Linked DNA regions of Mus musculus: region 2 is linked to region 1. Evidence: chromatin loops called from intact Hi-C (ENCODE). Cell type or tissue: left cerebral cortex. All regions are shown on one strand.

What was found. Hi-C counts contacts between places; a loop is a spot of excess contacts. Peaks named below come from ENCODE experiments on the same cell type or tissue, not always from the same donor. Only the 100,000 strongest peaks of a DNase experiment are listed, where the experiment ranks them.
Region 2: a loop joins it to region 1, with 10 times the contacts of the local background. A loop is called at or near these places in 26 of 42 quality-filtered maps.

Annotation. Positions count from the first base shown.
Region 1 is chr9:114,315,164-114,320,163 of GRCm38, forward strand. 4921528I07Rik (RIKEN cDNA 4921528I07 gene) reads right to left here and starts at 1,865. Exons shown (of 27, transcript NM_001384245.1): 1 at 1,768-1,865. The coding sequence starts at 1,792. In left cerebral cortex, a CTCF peak has its summit at 3,052 (motif pointing right); a DNase peak (open chromatin) is centred at 3,064.
Region 2 is chr9:114,378,273-114,383,272 of GRCm38, forward strand. It overlaps Crtap (cartilage associated protein), which reads right to left. Exons shown (of 7, transcript NM_019922.2): 4 at 3,314-3,442; 5 at 1,638-1,783. Among named protein-coding and RNA genes, the nearest start is that of Crtap, 9.9 kb to the right of the region's middle. In left cerebral cortex, CTCF peaks have their summits at 3,016 (motif pointing left) and 3,739 (motif pointing left); a DNase peak (open chromatin) is centred at 3,025.

The DNA of each region.
Region 1 (5,000 bases):
CCTCCATCAGTTGACACATTCTGATTCTACATTCATCATAAACACAGAATTTTAGCTTTTTAACACATACATTTTCCTGGGGAAGTGAATTTAGTATAAGGGACATGGTGTAACTATATTGATCCATTCATCCTTTGACATGCAATAATTTATTGACTTCTGGAAAACAATAATAAGTACCCTGTGCCTTGTTTCTCCTTTTATTCTCATGTGCTTTGTAGCATCCAGATTAAAAAGAACAGTGATAAGGAAGAGGAGTATCTGGATCCTGCTGGCCATTCAAGTCCTCTAACTCAGCTCTATGTGAGAGTTGCTCCAAGGGTAATGGGGGCTCTAAAAACTGGGTAGATATTCTGAGTACTTGTGTCACTCTCCCAGGTTGTGGCTCACAAGGTCTCTGCACTTTTGAGGGTAACATTTGTATTTCCACCAGATATCAATTAAAGATCTCTCTATTTGTAGTTGGCTTTAGGCCAGGTGTGAGGATAAGGATCCCAGTCCTACGCATCTGTGAGCTGACGAGAAGGGCTGGTACTTCCTTGCAATGCCTAGGTTGAAATGTGACAGTGGTGTCCTGTGATAAAGTGACCATGGATTTGATGTCATAAAGTAGATAATGCCTAGGACTTCTACAGACTTGAGACATCCTGACGTGTACACTGGAAACCTACCATCTTGGTTAATTAGCTTTTCACAAATATGAACCTCTTTATATTTAGGTTTTGCCCAATTCATCAAGAAAGCTATAGCTCTCTGAAGCAGTGTCAGGATAAATAAACCACATCACACGTGAAAACAGCAGGAAGGGTTAATACATCTTTTCAGCACCATGTTTCTACACGCACAGAAGAACGATTACCTCTGCATACTATTCTTTTTGTTCACCATATACGAACACTATGCTCACGGATTACTGTAAATAGTTCCTGACTCTCTAGTTAGTTCACCAGTCTAATTCATCTATTCTCTACTTCATTTGTTGAAATAGTGATCAGTCATTCAGAACAAAATAATCAACTTATTGGGTGATACCTCACTCCAAAGAGATGTGGGTCACAATGTTACCTATTTGTGATGTCTACAATTCAGGATAAATCATAAATTATGGATTTAAATTATTCAATATGGAGTAGGTACACACTCTAAACCTTCACATATGTGGAAAAGACATACCTACATTTTAGTGAATAAATATACCTAATAAGAAAATGACACGAAATGTTTGTTAAAAATGAAAATAGGCACACATTATAGTGGGAGATTTATATCATAATTTATCCCCACCACTGTGAAGCCACTCCTTTTTTCTGAGGTTAATAATTTCAAAACAGAGAACCTTAGTTATTTCTTGGTATGTCTATGATATAGTGTTATGTCTGTGAAGCACAATCTTGAGGGAGGAAATACAAACATATATAGACACATACGTACATACAAACACATTAAATTCTAAAGTCAAAATATTTTGTAGACTAAAATATAATATATAATAAAACATAATTCTAGAGCCAGGCGTGATGGTGCATGCCTTTAATCCCAGCACTTGGGAGGCAGAGGCAGGCAGATTTCTGAGTTTGATGCCAGCCTGGTCTACAGAGTGAGTTCCAGGATAGGCAGCGCTACACAGAGAAACTCTGTCTCAAAAATTAAATAAAATAAGACATAATTCTAATAATACAGCAGTTATAAGTATTTACACAAAATATTTTGAGAAATATTAACCAGTCTATTTGAAGCAAAAGCACTAAATGGCTAGCAATATCATACCTCTGGTATCACAACAGTTACCCATTATACTCAGATTCCAACACTACTATCGCTCTGTAGTTATAGACGTGTACTCTGAGGAAATCTCAAAGTATACTGGCACTCAGCACTCAGGCCTGAACATAACTAGGTACAGGTCAGCCATAAGTCACAGAGCTTGCATAGTGAACTCATAATCATACCATGACAGCCAACATCTGCTACTTAGGCAAGTCTGCTCATACAAGGTCAGGACGACAGTGTGGGTTATCATAAATGCCAATGTTCTTGATCTAAGAACAACCAACTACAAAGTTAGTTTTCTCTCATCTGCTTACATGGTTCTAAAGAACCATGTTAAAATGCCTACTTCACAAAGGTCTTTTTTGATCACTCTCTCACACATCAAAATGTGAGCTGTCAGCTACTGCTCCAGTGAATTTTTGCCTGTCTGCTGCCTTGCTCCCTGCTATGATGGTCATGGATTCTAACTCCCTGAAACTTAAAATTCTAAGTTAAATATTTTCTTTAACAAGTTGACTTGGTCATGGTGTTTTATCACAAAAAAAAAAAAAATAGAAAAGTAACTAAGACAGCCCCTAACCATGTGTCTATCTGTCCTTAATAGTTCAATTAAAGACATAATTAATGTAGAAAGATTAATTGGATGTTTCTATCCCACTTTTGATCATTTACCTCCCAAATAAAGACACAAAACTTTTAAATTTATAATAAGCCATAAAAGCACTAGAGCTGAGCAGATATCCACCCTTTATGCTAGTCAGTCTACTTTCCAGTCAATGATCCTCAGGGACAACTTGCCATGTTTCTCATGGCCCACTCCTTTCCAAATGTCTGGCCCTCATTGCCATGTTCTCACTTTCCACCTACCCCTGCATCTTCTTCCTTCCTCTTCTCTTTTCTCTCCTGGTATTCTCTGCCTCAGACCCCGAGCCCCGCACCTGAAGCCTTGCCTACCTCTCTTCTGCCCAGTTACGAGCTGTCAACCTGTTTATTTAACTAATCGCTTTAAACTAAGGAGCAAGTTTCCATAGCATCACTTGGTATATGCGATGATTTCCTCTTGACCAAGGATCTCCTCATTGCGGCAGCCAGATCTTGTGGACCAGCATTGATCACTACAGTGCATAGCAACAGACCAAACGTCAGCACACAGTGAATACTGAAAAGCAGAAGAGAAAGAGTAATAAATTCTTTTTAAATTTTTTTATTTTTCCAGCTTCAACCCCACTGGACAGGTTTCCATGAAGGTTGCCCGGGCTTCTCTTCTGCATTCCCACTGACCACCACAAGATGGCACCCTATGAAAGCCTGTTGATGTTGGATGTGGTGGTACATTGGGAAGAGAAACAAAGGTCTATTGACTCCTCCACCAAGACCATCCTCAGAATCCTATGAGGTTTAGTTTTTAACAAAGTCAAGAAGTATCTATAGCTGGGCAATGCTGGTCAAGTTATTTCCTCCTTCTGAGCTTCAGTCTCTCCTGATAAGTGATATGATAGATTGTACGTGCCAGAAAATTAGTCCTCCTTATGGTTTGCCCAAGGGTCTTAGCTTGTTCCTTCTCCCAGCATGAGATTCTTGGCATCCTCTGTCTAAGCTGTTCAGTGCCAAAGGGAGTAACACAAGCATCTCTTCATATTTCATACATGCCAGGATGGTTAGAGAAGTAGATGCTCTGAGCACTGGGAACCATTGCCTTGAGCCCTTACACTTCCTCCTTCCTCTATAGTTTCCAGGGGTGGCAGAATAGAATAGTCACAATGAAATGATAGAATTACCACTCGTTATTAATACTTCACATATAAACTAAGATCTGCAAGTGAAACTCAGTTCTAAGGATAGAAATGTCCCCTCAGTGGGAGGCTTGGCTAAGTGTTTATGACTTCTGCTTTATGTCCAACCCCTGCTCCTTAAAAATATGTGATACCCTAGCAAGATTATGCTGAAAGGACCCTGATATAGCTGTCTCTTGTCAGAGTATGCCTGGGCCTAGCAAACATAGAAGTGGATGCTCACAGTCGGCTATTGGATGGATCACATGGCCCCCAATGAAGGAGCTAGAGAAAGTACCAAAGAAGCTAAAGGGATCTGCAACCCTATAGGTGGAACAACATTATGAACTAACCAGTACCCCGGAGCTCTTGACTCTAGCTGCATATGCATCAAAAGATGGCCTAGTCGGCCATCACTGGAAAGAGAGGCCCATTGGACACGCAAACTTTATATGCCCCAGTACAGGGGAACGCCAGGGCCATAAAAGGGGAGTGGGTGGGTAGGGGAGAGGGGGTGGGTGGCTATGGGGGACTTTTGGTATAGCATTGCAAATGTAAATGAGCGAAATACCTAATAAAAAATGGAAAAAAAAATATGTGATACCTAAAGTGGCATGACAAATGAGAGGTGGGAAGAAAGGGTTCTGGAAACCCCCCAAGATTTTCTAATGGTAGAGACATATGGCTATTAAATCTACCTACAACTAGGGTTGGTGCCTGAGATGACAAAGGAGGGGGCTTTCCTTCGGAAGTTACCCTTGACTAGATAGATAAATGCCTCCCAAAGGTTTTATGGATAACTGTCCTGACAAGAGTAAAAGTATCCCGAGCTTTTGTACCCGCCAGCAAGAGCACACTCAAGACAACCGGAATCTTCTGCAGCAAAGCTTTATTGCTTACTTCTCAGGAAGACCCCGACCCCAGAAAATGGAGTCGCTTATATAGCCCTCAGCCATGGCATTTCAGCACCTGATATGGCGTGTCAGCTCCTGATTTGTTACTCGCCCATCACCCCAAGATTATGCCCCGAGAATGGGCAGTTATCAACTTTCCTTTTTCCTCTCACTCCTCTGTTGACCAACCACATCATCCTGAGAAGAATTTTAGTAATAGGTGGATATAAAACCTTCAGACTGAATTTAAAGAAAATGGGAGCATAAGGATTTAATAATATAGTAAATTCTTGGGACAAGTATTAGACTGTGGTGAAGCTACAGGAGGGTACGAATCAAGGGGGATTATTTCTTTTTTAAACATGAGATGAATTATAAACTATCTTGCTAATGAAGACGTCTCAGCAGTGAGGCTAAAAGAGAAAGGATTTGTTTTCTTATGTTGCGAGCATAGGAATAAGAAGGAATTCTAAGGGAAGTAATACCCAGGCCATACAGAATTGCAATTCAAGGTGCAGTCTGGTTTATCCACCAACAGAAGAGAGCAAGGGGATTGGATGGAGAA
Region 2 (5,000 bases), 63 kb after region 1:
CAGCCACTGAAGTATGCAGATAGGAAGGAGTATTCTATGATATATAAATGCTAGCATGGCCCTTGAGGGGGTAAGGGGAAGGGAGTTTTCTGGGCTAAAGCTCAGTTGGTACCATGCTTGCTTGGCGTGCCCGAAACCCTCAGACCCATCCCCAACACAGCATAAACAAACAAACAAAAAAACCAACACAGCAACTGAGGAAATGTGTGCATGTGTGCTTTAGCAAGGAATTGAGATATGGAAGACTTATTTATGAAAACCTAGGACAGCATACAAAAATCCTGAATAGAAAAAATATATATTTGTTTCTGCTTTATTGGGACAGGGTATTGCTTTGTAGCCCAGGCTAGCCCCGAACCTAATAATAATCCCCTCGCCTCTGCATCGACATTGCTAGAGTTACAGTCGTGCACTGCCAACACCTAACAGCGGCAAAGAGGTTTTCAAAGTCGCATATAATTAGCCCTGACTGTAGGTATAAAGCCTCAAATTTATCTATCTATCGAAGGAATTAAGTGATATTTCATTCATAAAAGTCTATAACCCCAGCCCTTGGAAGGCAGGAGGATTACAACTTTGAGACCAGCCTGAGCTAGATAGCAAAACCCTATCTCTAGAGACCAAGGGCTGAAGGTACCTCGGTGATGGAGCGCTTGTCATAGCTTGTAAGCAGCTCCTGGCTTCTAATGCCATGAAAAGGGGGGCTGGGGACACAAAGTAAGTTACAAAGCCAGCATGTGAAGTCCAGCCCTATTTTTGTAACAATAAATGCATAAGTAAATACACAGACCCGGAGCTGGAGAGATGGCTCAGTGGTTAAGAGCACTGACTGCTCTTCCAGAGATCATGAGTTCAAATCCCAGCAACCACATGGTGGCTCACAACCATCCGTAATGAGAAACAAATAAAAAACCCTATGGGCCGGAACAAACGGAGCTGGAGAGAGCAGGGCCAGAGCGAGCGAGGTCAGAGCAAAAGGAAGAAAGGGAAAGGGGAAAAATACATGGACTCAAACAAGGAGTTAAAAAGCCTCACGGGCCTGGAGAATGGCTCCTTGCATGAAGGTGCTTGCTACCAAGCCTGACCACTTGAGTTCAATGCCTGGGACCCGCATGGTAGGAGAGAGCTGATTCTCACACGTCGTCCTCTGCCCCCACTGCAGGCTGCTGCACGTGCAGGCCCACGTACAGACACACGGCAAATAAGTCAAAATATAAGAAAAACATTAAGCAGTGTGTGATGGTATATTCCTGTGAACCCAGCATGCAAGAGGCAGAAGCAAGGTGGGGGGGTATCTCTCTGAGTTCAAGGCCAGCCTAGTATACGCAGTGACTTCTGGGTCAGTCAGGGCTACAGAGTCAGGGAGGGGCAGGGGGACCAACAGTAACCAGAAACAGTGGAGTTCCTTCATTTCAGAGCTGATTCTCTCTGAAGGGTGAAACCGGCCTCCTGCAGGTGAGGAAGAGGGACCAGTGAGCAGGACCCAGTGCGGGAAGGGGAACCTGTGAGCAGGACCCAGAGTGGGAAGAGGGACAAGTGAGTGAGTAGGACCCAGTGCGGGAAGGGGGACCAGTGAGCAGGACCCAGTGTGGGAAGAGGGACGAGTGAGTGAGCAGGACCCAGTGCGGGACACTCACGGGTCTGGGCTGGAAGTGCTCATCCGAGAGGCCCCACTTGTCCCGGTGGTACTGATAGTACACCAGGTTCTGTTGCATGACCCTGTCACTCTGGTCAAAGAGCAGGTAGCTGACGGCACACGGGGCTGCATTCTTCAGATCATTCACTGAAACCAGAGAGAAGAGGCCAGGCAGGTGAGAGCCACGCCCTGCAGCTCTCGGCTGTCACTCCCCATGGAAGCTAGAAGCTTGACCTTTCTCCAGTCAAAGACCTCAGAAAGTGGGCAGGGCACAGCCTAGGTCCCAGGACCGCCTGACGGACAGTAGAGAGCACGGATCACCCTCAGGCTGTGTTCATTCTGCTGGCTTCAGACACTCAGGGCGCGTCACCAGAGGTGATGGGACTCAAGGCCTGGGCCACACTGGGCCTGAGGAGGACAGAGGCTCCTTAGCCACAGGCTTCCTGCTAAAGGCTGCAGTTCCTGGGTCCCATCTGGCTAGGACCACAATTCCCAGAGAGGGCAGGCCCTCCTCTAACTGAATCAAACTTGGAAGACAGAAACAAAGGCTGGGGATGTGGCTCAGTTGGTAGAGTGCTTGCTTAATACACATGGAGCCCTGGGTTCAATCCCTAGTTCTTCATAAACCATAACTTAATATGTGTGTGTTAATAATAACTAATTTAAAATATATAAACAAGCCGGGCGTGGTGGCGCACGCCTTTAATCCCAGCACTTGGGAGGCAGAGGCAGGCGGATTTCTGAGTTCGAGGCCAGCCTGGTCTACAAAGTGAGGTCCAGGACAGCCAGGGCTATACAGAGAAACCCTGTCTCGAAAAAACAAAAAAATATATATACATATATACATATATATATATATATATACACAAACAATATAAATAATATATGTTAATAATAAAATAGTAAGTGCTGACACAGTCCCAGCATTTGGGAGGAGGAGGCAGGGGGATCAATAATTAAGGTCATCCTTAGCTATATAGTAAGTTTGAGGCTTGGCTACATGAGACCGAGTTTCTAAATACATAAACAAACAAATAACATAAATAAAAGACTCCACACTACAGAAACCAACAAGATAAATCACGATAGGCCCTCAGGACTGGAAGAGTCAAAGGTGACCTTGTTCTGCCATCCCCTGCGAACGGGTTTTCTGCTCCAGCCTCCCTGTTTAGAACTGGACACCTTACATCACCACAACATGGGGGTTCTGCAGGGTGGCATTTGTCTTGGGGGGCAGGGGAGTCAGGCAAAGAAAAAGTGAGACAAGGTATTTATCCTGGTACTTTCCAGAGCCACTTCTAATCTACAAAAGCAGAGACCCTTCCTTATTTAACAAAACTCTGGCAGGACTGACCGGGTGGAAGATTATTCAATTGTGCCACCTAGCGGCTGTTTTCTATAATGACAAGTTTAAGGCTCTTCTGCACACAGCCTGTATGGCTAGGGAAGGGGCTAATTTTTACCTACACTATTTATCTCTAACCCTGGAAAGCGAAAAATCTCCCAGAGAACAGCAGGCAAAACCCAGAGTTCAAGGTTGGCAGCCGGGCTCAGGGCTCAGGGTCTCTGCTTGAATCAGGGAGCCAGACGGCCTCTTCGTGCGTAGCACGTGTGTGACCTTGGTGGCCTTCTCAGCCGCCACAGCTAAGCAGGGATATTCTGCACAGGGTTACTTACACTTGTAATACGCAAACTGTAAATAGTGGTACATGGTCGCCACAAATTTCTCCACGGGATAGCCTCCTATGACTGGGGTGAGGGTCTCCTCACAACGAATCTTACACTCCAGAACTTCCACATAGTGATCTGAAAAACAGATATAAATTCTTAGAACAGTCAGTCGGTCTGTCTGTCTCTCTGTGTCCCTCCTCAATCCCTCAGTCTAGTCCTGCCTTCCACACACATGGAAGTAAAGGGGGGAAATGTGACATTTAAAATAAAAAGCTGGTGAGATGGCTCAGTGGGTAAGAGCACCTGACTGCTCTTCTGAAGGTCCAGAGTTCAAATCCCAGCAACGACATGGTGGCTCACAACCATCCCCGTAACGAGATCTAGCGCCCTCTTCTGGAGTGACTGAAGACAGCTACAGTGTACTTAGATATAATAAATAAATAAATCTTTTTTAAAAATAAATAAATAAAATAAAATAAAATAAAGAGCTCATGGCTGCAGGGATAGCTCCCTGGTGAACACCAACTGTTCTTCTAGAGGTCCCAGGCTCATATCCCACACCACAGAGTGGCACACAACTGTAACTCCAGTTTCAGGGGATCCATCACGTTCTTTTGGCTTCTATAAGCACCAGGCATGTGGCCTGATCACCGGCATCTTCAGCAAGCATACAGTGCACAGGAAGGGTCTTCTGTAGCATGAATCAACACTCAGAACCCACATCGTAGACAAAGAGAACCAACATCCACAAGTTGTCCTCCGGCCACAAGTGAGCCACAGCACTGACCCACCCCACCACCACCACCATATACACACAAAATAAATAAAAATATAATTTAAAATGTTTTAATGACCAAAGAATATTAATACGAATTCATATGAATAGCAATCTTACACTGCTAAGATGCCATACATACTGTCATTTTTTCAAACAATTTAAACTGAAGGTGAGGGGTCTAGCTCAATGGGAGAGGGCTTGCCTGACATACATTAGGCCCTGGGTTTGATCCTCAGCACCACAAAAATAACAACAAATTTAATTGTCAAGTTGGTAGAAAACAAAGTTGAGCCATCGTCTCCTGTAGCTCAGGCTGGCTTTGAACTCCTGTGTAGCCGAGGATGACACGACCTCCTCATCCTCCTGACGCTACCTTGTGATCCCAAGGGCTGGGATAACAGGATACACCACATGACCAGACAGTGCAGAGCTGGAAACTGAACCCAGGACCCGGTAGGCACTTTATCCATGGAGCTACGCCCCCAAGCCCAAGTAACATAAGTCCTATTGTGAATTTGGAGATACGAAATGGGGAAAACGAAAACCAGAAGATAATGTAAAATCTGGGGGGTATTTATGTACAAGTGACTTATAGAAAAAAAGACATGATATCAGCAAGACTTCTCTAGGATGATGCTGGAACTGAGGCACGCACGCAGGGACCATGATGTCCTCAGGGTTCCGCTGTTAACATCTAACTCGTGAGGTGATAAATGAACCCTGACGCAGCAGAAGCAGAAAACCCTTTAACTAAATGCTTACAAATTAACAGCGCCAAGCAGGGACGGAGCCTTAACTGTGATGAAACATTTATGAAGCGTACGTGAGGCCCTAGGTTCAATCGCCAGCATTGCCATAAAAACATAAAATAAAATGAATAGCACCTCCGATAAGAGAATAGCAGCTATCACACAT